4 separate regions of the Homo sapiens genome follow, and all the other regions are linked to region 2. Evidence: chromatin contacts called from ENCODE Hi-C data. All regions are on one chromosome and are shown on one strand. The core of a region is the stretch at or near the end of the contact, and the rest is flanking DNA. Distances in the headings are between cores, read along the strand shown.

Evidence for each region. Hi-C counts contacts between places; a loop is a spot of excess contacts on that map. Pooled maps may share reads with other maps.
Region 1: a loop to region 2 is called in a map of CD4-positive, alpha-beta T cell, with 4 times the contacts of the local background. The contact joins the promoter of GUSB here to the promoter of ZNF273 in region 2. A Hi-C loop is called at or near these places in 2 of 168 maps with a recorded cell type or tissue (CD4-positive, alpha-beta T cell and naive thymus-derived CD4-positive, alpha-beta T cell), 1 of 37 single-sample maps with no recorded cell type and 9 of 50 pooled maps.
Region 3: a pooled map shows a loop between it and region 2 (6-fold over the local background). The contact joins the promoter of ASL here to the promoter of ZNF273 in region 2. A Hi-C loop is called at or near these places in 5 of 50 pooled maps.
Region 4: a map of natural killer cell shows a loop between it and region 2 (14-fold over the local background). The contact joins the promoter of LINC02848 here to the promoter of ZNF273 in region 2. A Hi-C loop is called at or near these places in 3 of 168 maps with a recorded cell type or tissue (CD8-positive, alpha-beta T cell, naive thymus-derived CD4-positive, alpha-beta T cell and natural killer cell) and 5 of 50 pooled maps.

Annotation. Positions count from the first base shown.
Region 1 is chr7:65,980,572-65,984,654 of GRCh38, reverse strand. GUSB (glucuronidase beta) reads left to right here and starts at 2,442. Exons shown (of 12, transcript NM_000181.4): 1 at 2,442-2,681. The coding sequence starts at 2,472. RefSeq lists enhancers at 2,267-2,396, 3,853-4,083.
Region 2 is chr7:64,901,512-64,905,429 of GRCh38, reverse strand. ZNF273 (zinc finger protein 273) reads right to left here and starts at 2,157. Exons shown (of 4, transcript NM_021148.3): 1 at 2,011-2,157. The coding sequence starts at 2,112. RefSeq lists enhancers at 1,903-2,012, 2,043-2,102, 1,417-2,289, 2,503-2,552, 2,573-2,622 and 1 more.
Region 3 is chr7:66,073,142-66,077,122 of GRCh38, reverse strand. It overlaps ASL (argininosuccinate lyase), which reads right to left and starts at 1,304. Exons shown (of 17, transcript NM_000048.4): 1 at 1,267-1,304; 2 at 1,030-1,084. The coding sequence starts at 1,041. RefSeq lists an enhancer at 754-1,033 and a silencer at 1,134-1,663.
Region 4 is chr7:63,897,476-63,901,565 of GRCh38, reverse strand. LINC02848 (long intergenic non-protein coding RNA 2848) reads right to left here and starts at 1,668. Exons shown (of 7, transcript NR_186803.1): 1 at 1,567-1,668; 2 at 1,121-1,228; 3 at 528-937. It also overlaps the pseudogene GABPAP.

The DNA of each region.
Region 1 (4,083 bases), core at 1,193-3,692, 1.1 Mb before region 2:
TCCATTTCCAGTATTGAGGTCCATTTTCAGAAGGTGGATTTGGTGAGCATGAAAAAAGGGGGTGGGGGAGTAATCATACAAACAATTGTGTCCAGGCCAGCTTCCTAGGACATGAGGGCTCCCTCTGTATGGCAGAGGCACCTGACATCCGTAACTGTTGTGCACCCTGCGAATGACTTTATGGTCTAAGAATGTATGTTCAGAGCCCCAGCTAAGGAATCAGGAGTGGCAAGATCCTGGAAGGATGCCAATCTATGAAACCCTGAGTCAAGAGGTCAAGCTGGGCACTTGTTTTCCTTTTTCTTTTTTTTTGTAGGAGTTTCACTCTTGTTGCCCAGGCTGGAGTACAATGGCGTGATCTCGGCTCACTGCAATCTCTGGTTCAGGCGATTCTCTCACCTCAGCCTTCCCGAGTAGCTGGGATTACAGACATGTGCCACCATGCCCAGCTAAATATGGAGATGCGGTTTCTCCATATTGGTCAGGCTGGTCTCGAACTCCCAACCTCAGGTGATCTGCCTGCTTCAGCCTCCCAAAGTGCTGGGATGACAGGCGTGAGCCACCGCACCTGGCCAAGGCACTTGGTTTCTTAGATCACCCACTTGGCCCTCTTCCAAGTTGTACTTTCCTTCTTTCCTTCCTGTTCTAAAGTTTTTTAATATTTTTTTTTTTCCTGAAATGGCATCTCACTCTGTAGCCCAGGCTGGAGTGCGGTGGCGTGATCTCAGCTCACTGCAACCTCTGCCTCCTGGGTTAAAGCATTTCTCCTGCCTCAGCCTCCCAAATAGTAGGGATTACAGGTGCCTGCCACCACGCCTGGCTAATTTTTGTATTTTTAGTAGAGATGGGGTTTCTCCACGTTGGCCAGGTTGGTCTCAAACTCCTGATATCAAGTGATCCTCCCGCCTTGGCCTCCCAAAGTGCTGGAGTTTGGAGTTACAGGCCTGAACCTCTGTGCCTGGCCTGCTTTTTTTTTTAGACTGAGTCTTGCTCTCTCGCCAGGCTGTAGTGCTGTGGTGCGATCTCGGCTGACTGCAACCTCTGCCTCCCGCGTTCAATCGATTCTCCTGCCTCAGCCTCCCGAGTAGCTGGGACTACGGGCGCATGCCACCATGCCCAGCTAATTTTTTAGTAGAGATGGGGTTTCATCATATTGGCCAGGCTGGTCTCAAACCCCTGACCTCGTGATCCCCCCACCTCCGCCTCCCAAAGTGCTGGGATTACAGGTGTGAGCCACTACGCTCAGCACTGGCCTGCTTTTTAACAAGCTTTTACTACTGCTCTGCAGCTTACCTCCCTCTGGCTTTCTGCCTTATGCCCCTCAGTGCAATTCTTTCTTCTGAGGAGGCAAGAATTGAGGTTGTTGCTGATGTGTAGGGATTCACCACCCGGAACTCCACCAGTAACAGGTCGAGGATGCTAGTTGAAAATGTTATGTAAGCTGCATGCTTTTTACAAATGGTAGTGGTTCTCATGTCCAGCAATGGCCACTGCACCGTCCCTGTATGAAAGTCCCCTCCATAAATCTATGTCTCCTTTGCTGTCTCCAGATCTCCTCCTCTACCTCTCCCACACGGTGCCTTCCCTACTGGAGTAAACTGGGGTCCCGCAGGGCACCCTTTCCCTGCAATTTTTTTTTTTTTTTTGAGACAGAGTCTCGCTCTGTTGCCCAGGCTGGAGTGCAGTGGTGCGATCTCGGCTTACTGCAGCCTTTGCCTCCCGGGTTCAAGCGATTCTCCTACCTCAGCTTCCTGAGTAGCTGGGATTACAGGCACGCACCATCACGCCCCGCTAATTCTTTTTTTTTTTTTTGTATGTTTACAAAATAGGGACGGGGTTTCACTATCGTTGGCCAGGCTGGTCTCGAACTCCTGGCCTCAAGTGATCTGCCCCCCTCGGGTTCCCAAAGTGCACCTGGCCTCTCTCCCTGCATCTTTATGTGCCTGCAACACCAAGAGGGAGCTCTTGGCCCCTGGGTTAAGGTCAGGGCTCCAGAAGCCCAGGGTCAAGGCTATGGCCGCATCCCAAGGACGTGCATCCCTGCAAGAGGCTGCATCAGACAGGCATGGAAGAGGCGCCGCTGGGGCCTCCTTGAATTCCTGCTGGGAAAAGCAAGTGGAGGTGCTCCTTGAAGAAACAGGGGGATCCCACCGATCTCAGGGGTTCTGTTCTGGCCTGCGGCCCTGGATCGTCCAGCCTGGGTCGGGGTGGGGAGCAGACCTCGCCCTTATCGGCTGGGGCTGAGGGTGAGGGTCCCGTTTCCCCAAAGGCCTAGCCTGGGGTTCCAGCCACAAGCCCTACCGGGCAGCGCCCGGCCCCGCCCCTCCAGGCCTGGCACTCGTCCTCAACCAAGATGGCGCGGATGGCTTCAGGCGCATCACGACACCGGCGCGTCACGCGACCCGCCCTACGGGCACCTCCCGCGCTTTTCTTAGCGCCGCAGACGGTGGCCGAGCGGGGGACCGGGAAGCATGGCCCGGGGGTCGGCGGTTGCCTGGGCGGCGCTCGGGCCGTTGTTGTGGGGCTGCGCGCTGGGGCTGCAGGGCGGGATGCTGTACCCCCAGGAGAGCCCGTCGCGGGAGTGCAAGGAGCTGGACGGCCTCTGGAGCTTCCGCGCCGACTTCTCTGACAACCGACGCCGGGGCTTCGAGGAGCAGTGGTACCGGCGGCCGCTGTGGGAGGTGCGATCTCGGGGCAGGGCCGGGAGGCGCCCGAAAGCCCGGCGGTGGGAGTAGGGGAGCCCGGGCCCCCCGCAGACTTCTTCCCCTGGGCGTCTCCGAGCTGGGGCCCGCAGGAGGTTAAAGGTCAACGGGCTTGGGGGCGCCGGCTTGGGGGACGGGGGAACAGGAGCACCCTGGAGGGCCGGGGCGGATTAGGCAGGAGGAGAAAAGGCTCTTGCCGAGCCCTTTCCCGAGGTAAAGGCTGAGTCTGTGCAGTATCCTTCCTTTCAATATTTATTTTTAATTTTTAAAAATTTTTTTGAGACTGGGTTTGCACCTGTTTCCCAGGCTGGGGCGGAGTGGCGCCAGCCTAACTTCTGAGCTCAAGCGATTCTCCCGCCCCAGCCTTGCAATTTAGGGGGTGCCAACACGCCTGGCTAATTGAAAAAAAAAAAATTATCTGGGCTCGGTGGCTCACACCTGTAATCCCAGCACTTTGGGAGGTGGAGGCGGGCGAATCGCCTGAGGCCAGGAGTTTGAGACCAGGCTGGCCAACATAACAGGGTGAAACCTCATCTCTACTAAAAATATAAAAATTAGCCAAGTGTGGTGGTTCATGCCTGTAATCCCAGCTACTTGGGAGGCTGAGTCAGGAGAATTGCTTGAACCCGGGAGTAGAGGTTGCAGTGAGCTGAGATCAGGATGCCACTGCACTCCAACTTGGGCGACATAGTGAGACTACGTCTCCAAAAAAAAAAAAAAGGCAAAAAAACTTAAAAAAAAAAAAAAGATACAGGGTGTCACTATTTACCCAGGGTGGTCTCGAACTCCTGGCCTCAAGCCATCCTCCCACGTTGACCTCCCAAAGCGCTGATTACTGGCATGAGCCACCCACACACTCTGGCCACAGCGGCATGCACTGCACAGAGCTGGGCCCGGGGATCGGGAGAAGGTGACAGTTTAGATGTCCTGAGGTCAGCTCTGCCGAGGCAGGAAGTCCCTTGGTTTTCAAGGTTCACATAGAGGACAGGACATGACATCAGGCCCAGGACGCCACCCCTGTTCCCCTCCTGACTTGGATGTGATCTGCAGAGAAGTGGAACTGGGTGAGGTCTGGGCGGCTTTTGCCTGGTCTACATCCTCTTATTCTGACTTTGCAGCATTCAGTACAGGAGGGAAAGAGGAGGGGGCTGGGTGCCAGTGTGCACCCCACTCACAGTGTCCTAAGCAAAGCTCCCCCCATTCCTCCAACCAGCCTTCCTCCCTGTGACAGGCAGTGGCCATCTGCCTCTTAGTCACAGGTCTGAACCTTCTTGCCTCTGGCTGGGATGTGGCCCTGGGCTTGCTCCTGTCTCAGGAGATATTGTGCCCCATCCACTCTGAGGAGGAACTCCTGGCCCCACTGGCCCAGGTGCACAGATCG
Region 2 (3,918 bases), core at 908-3,407:
AAAAAAAAAGTGTGGCCAGCGTGGGGTGCCTCACGCCTGTAATCTCAGCACTCTGGGACGCCAAGGTGGGCGGATCACTTGAGGCCAGGAGTTCAAGGCCAGTACAGCCAACATGGTGAAACCTCCTCTCTACAAAAAACACAAAAATTAGCCAGGTGTGTCGGCGTGCACTTGTAATCCCAGCTACTTGGTAGGCTGAGACTGGAGAATCGCTTGAACCTGGGAGGCGGAGTTTGCAGTGAGCCACGATCGCCCCATTGCACTCCAGCCTGGGCGACAGAATGAGACTGTCTCAAAAAAAAAAAAAAAAAAAAAAAAAAGTGCACCAGGAGATGCCTCTCAGCCCCACGACATCCACCTGCTCTTTTAAGAAGCTACACTCCATACCTGAGACTGTCCTATGGGAGAAAATGACCCAGGAGCTGATATTCACTAAACATTGTAGCAGACATAGCGATTGTGGGTATCTTGGTTTATCCCCAGACAGTACTAAAACTCAAAACCAGGAAAACACTGAGGAGTGGCTGAGGAAACAGCACTCCATAAAGTTTCCAAAGGGAAACCTTGACCCAAAAACATTTTGGTAAGATCTCTGTGCCTAGGGAAGATTATTTTAAAAAGAGGCACAGAGATTTTTTTACAATACAGTGTCAGGGGATGATTCTTTGCTTTCTTCTCCTGGGAAATATTTTCAAACAGAAAAAAATTTTTCTAAAGTGCTATCCAATGCTGTGTCAAAAAATGATTAATTAAAATACAGTATCTAAAATGTACACTAAAATAATGTGAATTAGGATGAGGAAGTTGGCATTTCGGAATGTCAGAAAAAACTGGAAATTTGGTATTTTACTGCAAGCCAGAGTTAGGCTGAAGGAATTGGGGGTGGGGAGTAGTCTTGAGACTCTGCTTGGGCCACATGTGAAAATTTCAGGGGAAAATCTATCCCCTGTAGAGTGTGTACACAATTAAGTAGCAGGCAATTAGACTGAGGTAGCTCCAGTCCCAGGGTCCCCATTTTTTAAAAAAATCTAACTCAAATTGGCCGGGCGCGGTGGCTCACGCCTGTAGTCCTAGCACTTTGGGAGGCGGAGGCGGGTGGATTGCCTGAGCTCAGGAGTTCGAGACCAGGCTGGGCAACACAGTGAAACCCAGACTCTACTAAAATACAGAAAAGTTAGCTGGGCGTGGCGGCGTGCGCCTGTAATCCCAGTTACTTGGGAGGCTGAAGCAGGAGAATTGCATGAACCCGGGAGGCGTTGGTTGCAGTGAGCCGAGATGGCTGCCATTGCACTCCAGCCTGAGCGACAGTGTGAGACTCTGTCTCAGAAAGAAAGAAAAAAAAATCTAACTCAAACTTTTTGTAAATTACAACATTGAGGGAAACAAAATTCAGGCTTAACCAACCATAAACTGCCAATTAACCTCTGATGACATAACCAGGAAATGTCCACCCTGAATTTACAAATTAAGAAACTACATAACGGTACCTAACCAATTATTGGCTTTCTTCATCACACACCTTATAAAAGTCTTTCCTTCAAGCCCTTCCCATGGACCACAAACTACAAACCACAGCTGGGTGCTCTATAATTTGTGAATGACTGTCTGATTAAATTCTTTAATATTTTCGCGGTGACTTCCATACATTTTTAATAGAAAAAAGGAGGGTCTGGGAACCCCATGGACCAAAGCTCTTCCTAGTCATGAACCCTGCATCCCGAGTCATCGAGGAGAGATGCGGCGCTGCGGCAGCAGAGCTGCCCAGGGAGGGCTCCAGGCCAGGGAACGGTCACTGCGCAGGGAGGAGACAGGACGCCCGGGATCCCGGCTGCCAGCCCAGCAGCCATCTTATGACTGAAGGGGACTGAGGGCCGAGCTGCGCCAAGGAGAACTCCTGGCCGCGGATTTTGGAGTCTACTGCAGGGAGGCCGGAGTCTCGCCACATCCACTTCCCACCAGTTCCAACCAGGCCCTCCCCCTCTCTCGGGATCTGGGACCCGGCACTCTCACCATTTCTAGGCTTCCAGGGAGTCCTGGCGTCTTAGCTGTGGATCTCCCAATACCTGCAGGTAACGGGGCCACAGAAGGTGGACCTCTAGGAGCAGAGGACATAGAGCAGTGAAGACGAGACCTGGAGCTGCGACTGCAGCGAGAGACAAAGGCCCCGCCAAATCCCGGAAGCCGTCCTGTCCGCTCCAGCTGCGTGCCTGATTGGACGGGTCCCAGCCCAGCGTCCCTGATTGGAGGATGTTTAAGGACCCGCCCCCTCAGGCCCTGAATGACAGAAGGTGTGCTCAGTTGCTGGGCTGAAAGAAGATAGAATGAAACCTAAACTGCAGGCTTTTCAGTCAGGGCTTCCTCCCTGAACTGAGCCCGGCCCACCCACGGGGTATTTGCATTTAACCTTGTGTATAAGGTCATATGCATTTATATTAATAAATAGTATAGTGTGTGAAAGGAAAATAAATTTTGCGGCCCCAAAATCACTAAGCTATAGGGAAAAGTCAAGCTGGGAACTGCTTAGGGCAAACCTGCCTTCCATTCTATTCAAAGTCACCCCTCTGCTCACTGAGATGATTGCATATCTGATTGCCTCCTTTTCCCAGGCTAATCAGGAACTCAAAAGAATGCAACCATTTGTCTTTTATCTACCTAGGACCTGGAAGCCGCCTCCCCACTTCCAGTTTTCTTTCTTTCTTTTTCTTTCTCTCTCTCTGTCTCTTTCGGAGTCTCGCTCTGTCTTCCAGGCTGGAGTGCAGTGGCACGATCCGATCTCTGCTACTGCAACTTCCACCTCCCTCCGGGGTTCAAGCGATTCTCCTGCCTCAGCCTCCAGAGTAGCTGGCTAATTTTTCTATTTTTAGTAAAGACGGGGTTTCACCACTTTGTCCAGGCTGGTCTTGAACTCCTGACCTCAGGTGATCCACCCGCCTCGGCTTCCCAAAGTGCTGGGATTACAGGCGTGAGCCACCGCGCCTGGCCTCAGAATAAACTTTCTAAATTAACTGAGATCTGTCTCAGATATTTGAGGTTCACAATTATATGGCTATTAACAAATGGAAAAAATATAATAACATTATTTAATATCCGATTTTACGACCTTCCTAGCTTCTGGTCCTTTAAGCAGGCAGCCTGAGATTTTAAAACGGAGTTAATTCTCTGAAATAAAATGTAAGCCACATGTGAATTTTAAATATTCTAGTAGCCAAACTTAAAAAAAAAAGGAAGAAACAGGTGGAATTTATTGTAACAATTTCATCGTTATATATTCTAGTTCTAGAATTCAAATATTCTAATATTCAAAATATTATTTTAATATGTGAGCAGTATGTAATTTTTCATGTAATATATATTATTGTATATAATAATATAAAATATGTATAATAATATATAATATTATGTATAATATTATACATGACCTCAAGTGATCTGCCCGCCTTGGCCTCCCAAAGTAGTGCTAGGATTACAGGCGTGAGCCACCGCGCCCGAAGCAGCGGTGCTTTTTGAGAAGGAGTTTCACTCGCACAATGTGGGCTCACCGCAACCTCCACCTCCGGGTTCAAGCGATTCTCCCACCTCAGCCTCCCGAGTAGCTGAGATTACCGGCATGTGCCATCGTGCCCGGCTAATTTTGTATTTTTAGTAGAGACGGCCTTTCTCCATGTTGGTCAGGCTGGTCTCGAACTCCCAACCTCATGTGATCCGCCCGCCTCGGCCTCCCAAAGTGCTGGGATTACAAGTGCTTTTAAGAGAAAGAGACACATCATAGGAGGATCCCATGGCAGAGAAAAGAAAAGAGGGTCTCACTTACGGAAGAAATAATCACCTATCATCTGGAATAGCATAAGACAAGCAAAAGAGATCACGACCTGACTACATCAATGAGAAGAAAAAGGCAACCTGGCTGAAAGGACTCAT
Region 3 (3,981 bases), core at 55-2,554, 1.2 Mb before region 2:
CCTGTGCTAGGGATTTCACATATGTTATTACGGCCTTTTATGAGGTGGGCAATATTACCCCTATTTCACAAATGAGGAAAGAGGTTTAAAGGGCTCAAGTGACTGGTACAGAAACCAAGTCTGTTTGGCTCCAAAGTCCAGGCCCTACCCCCCTGCCATGACCCAGAAGCTTGCAGGGCACTGAGCTTGCAGGGCATTGAGAAAGAGGAAGTGAATTGCTAGCTAATGAAGGCCAAAAGGGCCTGGAACCCAGACCTCCTGCTTCCCGGAGTTCCCTTCATCAAGCATCAGGCGAACAGCCCCTCTCACCTGAAGGGTCCAAAGCAATGGCCTCATAATCTAGTGCCTTACAGAGTGAGGCCGACAGCTATTATTACCCCCATTGCCAGATAAATCAACTATGGCCCAAGGAAGGAAAACCTCTGCCTGGGAATCCAGCATCTCAGTGGTCAGGAGGAGAGGCCAGGAGCCACTGACCCTAAGAGGCAGGGTCCAGTGAGACAGGAAGGGACCAGGCACCAGGGTTGCTGGAGCCACGAGGCGACGTCCCCTTTTTCCTGGCTCTTTCCACATGCCACAGTCAAGGACAAGAACACTTAGGGGCTGAGCTTTATTCTATAAACAGGGACAATTGCTCTAGCAGGAGAAGGGATGTGGTGTGGGGTGGGACCTGACAGGAGGACACGTGGTAAGAAGGAAGGAAGAGTTGGAAGGCTGAAGGCTTGGGAGCCACTTTTCCTGGCCAGGCAGGCATCACTGTGAGGTGAGGGCAGAGCCACTCTACCCCTAGTAGTGTGGGTTGGTGGGTTTGCCACAAGGGCTGCCTGCGGATACTGGTGAGTCCTGGTAAAGGTGACTGCTGGGCTCCAGATGATGCGCCCGGGAGGGCTGGGGGTGCAGGCTTCCTAGGTAATTTTCAAAATTGCTTCCTGGAGGGCGATTCCCAGCAGGGTGGCCCGAGGCAGGTCTGGCGCCCCCACTCTCTCCTTTGGAGGCTAGGAGGACCGGAGTCCCCGAGGTCCCACTCACCTCCGAGGCCATGTTGGGCGGTTCCTCGTCGTCCGGAAGCTTCGGTCCTCCGGGTCTGGAAGACAAGACCGGACTGACGACCTCCTTGGCCAGCAGGGTCCCCCGGGCCGGGCTGGCTCCGAGTTCTGGGCACTGCGCTTGAGGGAGCGCAGCCCTTGGGGACGCGGACGTGAGCGCGCGCCACGGTGCTCGGCGTCCTCCACGCCCGTCCCGCCCATCCGGCCGCCGCGCACTCACCTCCGCCTGGCCGCACGGATAGTGTCGCGCCCGCCACTGGCCAGGGCTTTTCTGGCCGGGATGGCGTCAGCAGCCGCCGGTCCTGTCCCCACCCCTGGCGACGGCCGCGCCAATAGGAGGCCGCCCGGCGGGGTGGGCGTTGCCTCCATCCTCCAATCCTGGCCGTGGGCGGGGATACCTCCCGCTGAGCTGGAGGCTAAGCGGCCCCGGGGCGGGGAAGCGGGCGGGGAAAGGGTTGGGGGGACCCCGACGGGGAAGGGGCCTGGGCTGGGGTTGAGGAGGGTAGTGCGCTGGCGTTCGTGCTGTGGTCAGCAGACACGCAGGGGACTGGAGACTCGGGCCAGGGGTAGAGGCTATGACATCAGGCCCGGGCCTGGCAGGTTCACAAGATATATAAGGTGAAATGGCATGTTCGCTCATTCACTCATTCATTCATTCATTCAACAAACACGTACCAGGCACCTCTATGTGCCAGGTACAGAGAAAGGCATCAAGGAAAAAGGAAGGACCATCAGAAATGAAGCCTGTGCCAGGCGCGGTGGCTCACAGCTGTAATCCCAGCACTTTGGGAGGCCGAGGTGGGAGGATCGCTTGAGGCTACGAGTTGGAGACCAGCCTGGGCAATACAACAAGATCCCGTCTCTACAAAAAAATTAATAATAATAAAAAAAAAGCCGGGCGTGGTGGTGCACGCCTGCAGTCCTAGCTACTCAGGAGGCTGAGGCGGGAGGAGCACTTGAGCCCAGGAGTTCGAAGCTGCAGTGAGCTATTGTGCCACGGCACTCCAGCCTGACTCCTCTAAAAAAGAAAAGAAACGCGGCCGGAGGCCGGGCGCGGTGGCTCACGCCTGTAATCCCAGCACTTTGGAAGGCCGAGGCGGGTGGATCACGAGGTCAGGAGTTTGAGACCAGCCTGGCCAAGGTGGTGAAACCCCGTCTCTACTAAGAATACAAAAATTAGCCGGGCACGGTGGCGGGTGCCTGCAATCCCAGCGACTCCGGAGGCTGAGGCAGGAGAATCTCTTGAACCCGGGAGGCGGAGATTGCAGTGAGCTGAGATGGTGCCATTGCACTCCAGCCTGGGTGACAGAGCAAGATTCTGTCTCAAAAAAAAAAAAAAAAAAAAAAAGAAAGAAAGAAAGAAAGAAAGAAAAGAAAAGAAAAAAGAAACGCAGCCGGGCACAGTGGCTTACGCCTTTAATCCCAGCACTTTGAGAGGCTGAGGCGGGCGGATCACCTGAGGTCAGGAATTCGAGATGAGCCTGGCTGACATGGTGAAACCTTGTCTCTATTAGCCGGGTGTGGTGGTGGGTGCCTGTAGTCCCAGCTACTCCGACAGCTGAGGCAGGAGAATCACTTGAACCAGGGAGGTGGAGGCTGCAGTGAGCTGAGACGGCACCACTGCACTGCAGCCTGGGCGACAGTGAGACTCTTGTCTCGAAAAAAAAAAAAAAAAAAGAAAGAAAGAAAGAAAAAGAAAAAGAGAAGAGAAAACAAAGAAAGAAACGAAACAAAAGAAATGAAGCCTGACTTCAAGAAGTTCCAACATAGCATGGAGGAGGTGTGCAGGGAGCACAGGCGTTGGGGAGGGGGGCTATGTTGGGTACTCAGGGAAGAGGTCCTTGATCTGATTAATTAATTATTCAACCAAAATGTCAGGCTGGATTCTAGGCACTGGAAGTACCCTGAAGGGGCTTCTAATGAACCTGTCTTCTGCATTGGGTCTTGGAAGATGGGGGGAATTTGCCCAGGGAAGAAGGGGAGAACATTCCAGGCAGAGGGAGAAGTCTGGACAAAAAATGTGACTGGCCTGCTTTAAGAACAGGAAATCATCCAAGTGGCTGTAACTATAACAAAAGGTAGGGAGGAGAGGTGGAAGGAGTTTGGGAGAAGGCTGTGAAGAGTCTTCAATGTCAAGAGAGGGAGTTTGTTCTTGGTCCTATAGGTCATAGGAAACCCCGATCGATTTTAAAATCAGAGGAGCCAAATTTATTTTATTTTATTTTATTTTTATTTATTTTTTTGAGATGGAGTTTCGCTCTTATTGCCCAGGCTAGAGTGCAATGGCACGGTCCCAGCTCACTGCAACCTCTGCCTCCCAGGTTCAAGCGATTCTCCTGCCTCAGCCTTCCAAGTAGCTGGGGTTACAGGCATGCACCACCACGCCTGGCTAATTTTATATTTTTAGTAGAGATGGGGTCTCTCCATGTTGGCCAGGCTGTTCTTGAACTCCTGACCTCAGGTGATCTGCCCGCCTCAGCCTCCCAAAGTGCTGGGATACAGGGGTGAGCCACTGCGCCCGGCTGAAACCCCATGTTAAAAAAGAAAGAAAGGAAGGAAGGAAGATAAATCTAGCTATAGTATTGAGGATGGAATGGAGGGAGAAGAAGAGACCAGTGGCTGGAATGTTTTGTGATTTGAAGGTGTTTAGCCCTCACTCAACTCAAGAGTGGAATTACTTGGAGTTCCCAGAATGCACCTGACTGTTTCAAGCCTTCCTAAATGCTCTTCCCTGTGCCTGGGATGCCCTTCCCTCAGTGTCGGTCTTGCCACCTCCCATTCGTCCATCAGTATTTTTTTTTTTTTTGAGACGGAGTCTCGCTCTGTCCCCCAGGCTGGAGTGCAGTGGCACAATCTCGGCTCAATGCAAGCTCCACCTCCTGGGTTCACGCCATTCTCCTGCCTCAGCCTCCTGAGTAGCTGGGACTACAGGCGC
Region 4 (4,090 bases), core at 419-2,918, 1.0 Mb after region 2:
GGTGAAAAATGGCGCACCAGAGACACACGCCTGGGAACTGAAATTTTCTCCTCTGCTTTTAGCATCTCCTGGGTAAGCCAATAATGGCCCTCCCTGCCCCCTCAATATCCACATCCGCGAAAAAGTCGCTGGTGAGGGTGACATTTTCACGAAGCCACAGCCCATGTCACCCCGTGCAAAGCTCTGAACTTGTGCACTGGCGGGCCAGGCGGCGGATTTCTCCCCACAGCGGCGGAACTGCGCTCTGGCTGGAGAGAAAAGAGGGCAGCGGCACAATGGACAGCGCCTGGACCTCAGGCCAGTTCCCACAGCAGCTTAGGAAAGCCGGTGGCTCCCTGGGCTGCAGGAGGCGCGATGGCCAGGAAAGACCCTGGGTACAGGTGGGAGAGGGAACCCAGCTGAGCAGCGGGAAGTGGGGTGAGGACTACACCCGTCCCAGTTTGACAAGGGCGAGGTGTACATCGCGGCGTCACGCCCTCCTCACTGCCCAGCCCGGACCTGCCCCTCCTGTCCCTCTCCGGACTCACTTTCTTTGGCAAGGAAGTGCACGCGATCAGTAGCCAGCATCGTTGTGGAAGCGGCGAGGTCCACATTGCCGTGTCCAACCCTCCTGGGCTGCCCGCCTCCTCGCATGTCGCCTGCTGGGATTCCAGTCCAGCCGCCTTGCCACCAACGGGCGGGGGACCGTTAAGAGCTACTGTTTCCAGCCTGCCTAGCCAGGCTCTCACCGCCCCGCTCCTCCCACGAGAACTGCGCCCCGTCCCCGAGCCCGGGTCATGCTGGGATTGTAGTCCCGAAGTGCCTGAAACAACGGGCGGGAGCAGTGAAGAGACTACAACTCCCAGCATGCACAGCGAGGTCAACACAGCCCGGCTTTCCTCTTCAGGACTGTGCGCCGCCCCATGTTCATGCTGGCTGTGATTGTAATCCGGTCGCCCTGCAATTAAAAAACTGGAAGCTAATCAAAGACGACAACTCCCAGTATGCCAGGTGTAGCTCCCACCCACTAATCCACACCTCCCCGCGTCCAGAGCAGTACTGCCATGTCAAGGGGAGCCTGGCTGTTCCCAAACCTCTCCTGCCTGCCAGGCGACAGTGGGACCAGGGCGGTTGGTCCTACCTTGTAATTATGTCACTACCTCTTCCTAAGATGCTGGCTTCATGCTTCGTCAGTGCCTGAAGTTTGATTTCTCACGGAGCGGCAGGGGACCGGGGGCTGCTCACAAACCTGTCAGGGTTGCCATAGTAACGCTACTCTTCCTGTAGCTGGACTCGCCCCACCCTTTCTCGCACGCTTCTTCCCTTGGCCCGGCCTCTCCCCTCAGCACCGCCCCTTCTCCCCCGCCTCTTTTATTGGCACCGCCCCTCATCCTCGCTCCGCCCCTGACACGCCCCTTCGGACAAGCGGCAGTGTAGTCCCTGCGTAGGAATGGGGTTAATGGCCAGATGTCTGACACTTCTCGGACTTTTTGTGATCCCACGCGGGAAGCTCCCTCCTGAGTGTCTGAAATTGTCAGTTCACTGCCAGAAATGGATATAAGCGATCCCTGATAACTTGGCACTTGCCTTTTCAAAGCCGCCGTTTCCTCCATCCTCTGGGTTGTCACAAATCCTCCTTTGCAGCACCGCAGGAGTGCCCCTTGGACCCCGAGCTGGCTGCAAGGCCCACACCTGGGTCAGGCCTCGCACAGGGACGCTCCTGCCACTCTAATAAAGAGTAGAAAACGTCACACTGAAAGGCCTGACCCTGCTGCATCCAGTCAGGAAACAGCCACAGGGAAGGGAACCCCTAAGCCACTTTGGGAGCCACATCCACCACTTCTCTGCCCCTGACCCAGGCTGGTTCCTAGCCCTTAGGGTCCTACTGCGGACCTCCCGGCCATAATTAACGCAGGTGCAGGACCAGAGAGCCCCTTGGTCCCTCCCAACACATGAGGGAACTTTGTGTGGTGAGGTCAGGTACAGTGTCTACGTTTCTGCTGTGAATAGGGCTTTCTTGGAAACAATTTTAATTTCCCTTTTTAAATATCCCTTTGGAACCACATTTAATAATTTGCTGGTGGAACTTAACAGTGATAAATCTTTGAATCCATTTTTCTTTTCTTTTTCTGACACGCAGTCTTGCTTTGTAGCCCAGGCTGGAATGCTGTGACTCGATCTGGGCTCACTGCAACCTCCACTTCCCGGGTTCAAGCGATTCTCCTGCCTCAGCCTCCCGAGTAGATGAAATTACAGACAACCGCCACCACGCCCGGCTAATTTTTGCATTTTTTAGTAGAGATTGGGTTTCACCATGTGGGCCAGGCTGGTCTCGAACTCCTGAACTCAAGTGATCTGCCCGCCTTGGCCACCCAAAATGCTGGGATTGCAGGCGTGAGCCACTGCGCCCGGCCTGAATCCATTTTAACACTGAGTTTTTCAGATTAACTCGAAGTACCCCACAACTACACGCTAATGAAACTAGAGGAGGCACAGCCTCAGCTCCGTGCAGGATGGATGCACAAGAGCAGAATCTCCATGGGACGCCTTTCTGGAGCATCAGTATTACTGCAGGATTTGGAAGCAACAAGTTCAAATAATTTTCAACGTTAACACACTGGAAATTTAAGAGAAGTCTGGAAACTCATCTACCTTTAAAAACTGTCAGTCATCTGTGCCTAAGTCAGACTTTCTCCAAGAAAAAAAAAAAAAGAAACTCTAAGGAGACCCTATTTTTTATTCTTCTAAGTAGTTAAAATTAGAAATCACAGCAAGTCAACAGGAAGCTCTCCTCTGCCAGTCTCCTAAATCACAATATGGCCTTGGTAGGGTTTTATTTGTATTTTTTGGAGGGGTTTGTTGACATGTTGGGTATAAAACTTGGGCGGGGGGGGGTGGTTGACCAATTTTTGGAAGTTTTCAGCCATTAGTTGGTGATTAACTTTGTACCTCATTTAATTTTTCTGTTCCCTGTCCAACTTGGACTCAATCACTCTACAGGTCTCTAAGACTTCATTTTCTTAAAGCTTTTTCACTCTTTTATTCAGAATGGACAACTTCTATTGCTCTGTCTTCTGTTTCTAATCTTTGAATAAGCTCAAAAGTATTTTTCAAATTTCCTTATCTTCCTATTATTTCGTAATTTCCATGTCTTTGCTGAGGTTCCACATCTCTTCATTGTTAGAATATTTTCCTTTACCCCCATGAACAGATTTATAATAGCTGCCTTTAAACATCCTGAATTACAACATCTTAAATATCTTAGGATCACTCCTACTGCCTGCTTTTTAAATTGCGTATGGATTCTATTTTTGTGTTTCTTCACACGTATCATGAATTTTAAAGTTGTGTACTAAAACTGTAAAGAATCATTATATAGACTCTCATTTCTGTTGTGTACCTTTAACAGCGGTGTTATTTTTTACAAAAGGTGTTAATTGGGCTGGATTCAAACCTCAATACCTGTCTACCCTGCAGTGGGCACAGCTGAAAACCTCATTCAGTTCTTACTGACACATAGGTCATATCTATATTATGCAGCTGTGTTTCTATAACAATAGGTAATATATTATGCAGGTGTCATCATTATAATCTGTGTTAATTCAACAAGCTAATCCGGTATTACTGAAAGCCAGGACCTCAGTTTTTTTTTGTTTTTTGTTTTCTGTTTTTTGTTTTTACTGTATAATAGTTTTATTTTTCTCATTTTACTATTTTTACATTTTATGCACAAATATTTTTTATCTGCGTAAAAATAGAAAATAACTTTTATGTAAAATTACAAAAAAAATTAAAACCACAAAGAAATACATAATTGTTATTATGACAGTATAAGTGTCATTGTCGTTATTTAAAGAGTAAAAATGTATGCAAAAGTCCTCCTCCCAATTACAAAAGATTAAGAATTTTGTTTTTCCTGGCAGCAAGTGAAATATTGAAGTATCAATATTTTTACACCCTTTAGATCTGAAGACATTAAGTTAGTCACAGATTTGTTTTGCAATTATGAATTTTAAAACATTTTTGTGCTATTTCAAGGATACACTGGTTCTTTCTTAAAGGCAGTAGCATAAAATGAATATGGAAAACAGCAGACCTCACAAAAATATTT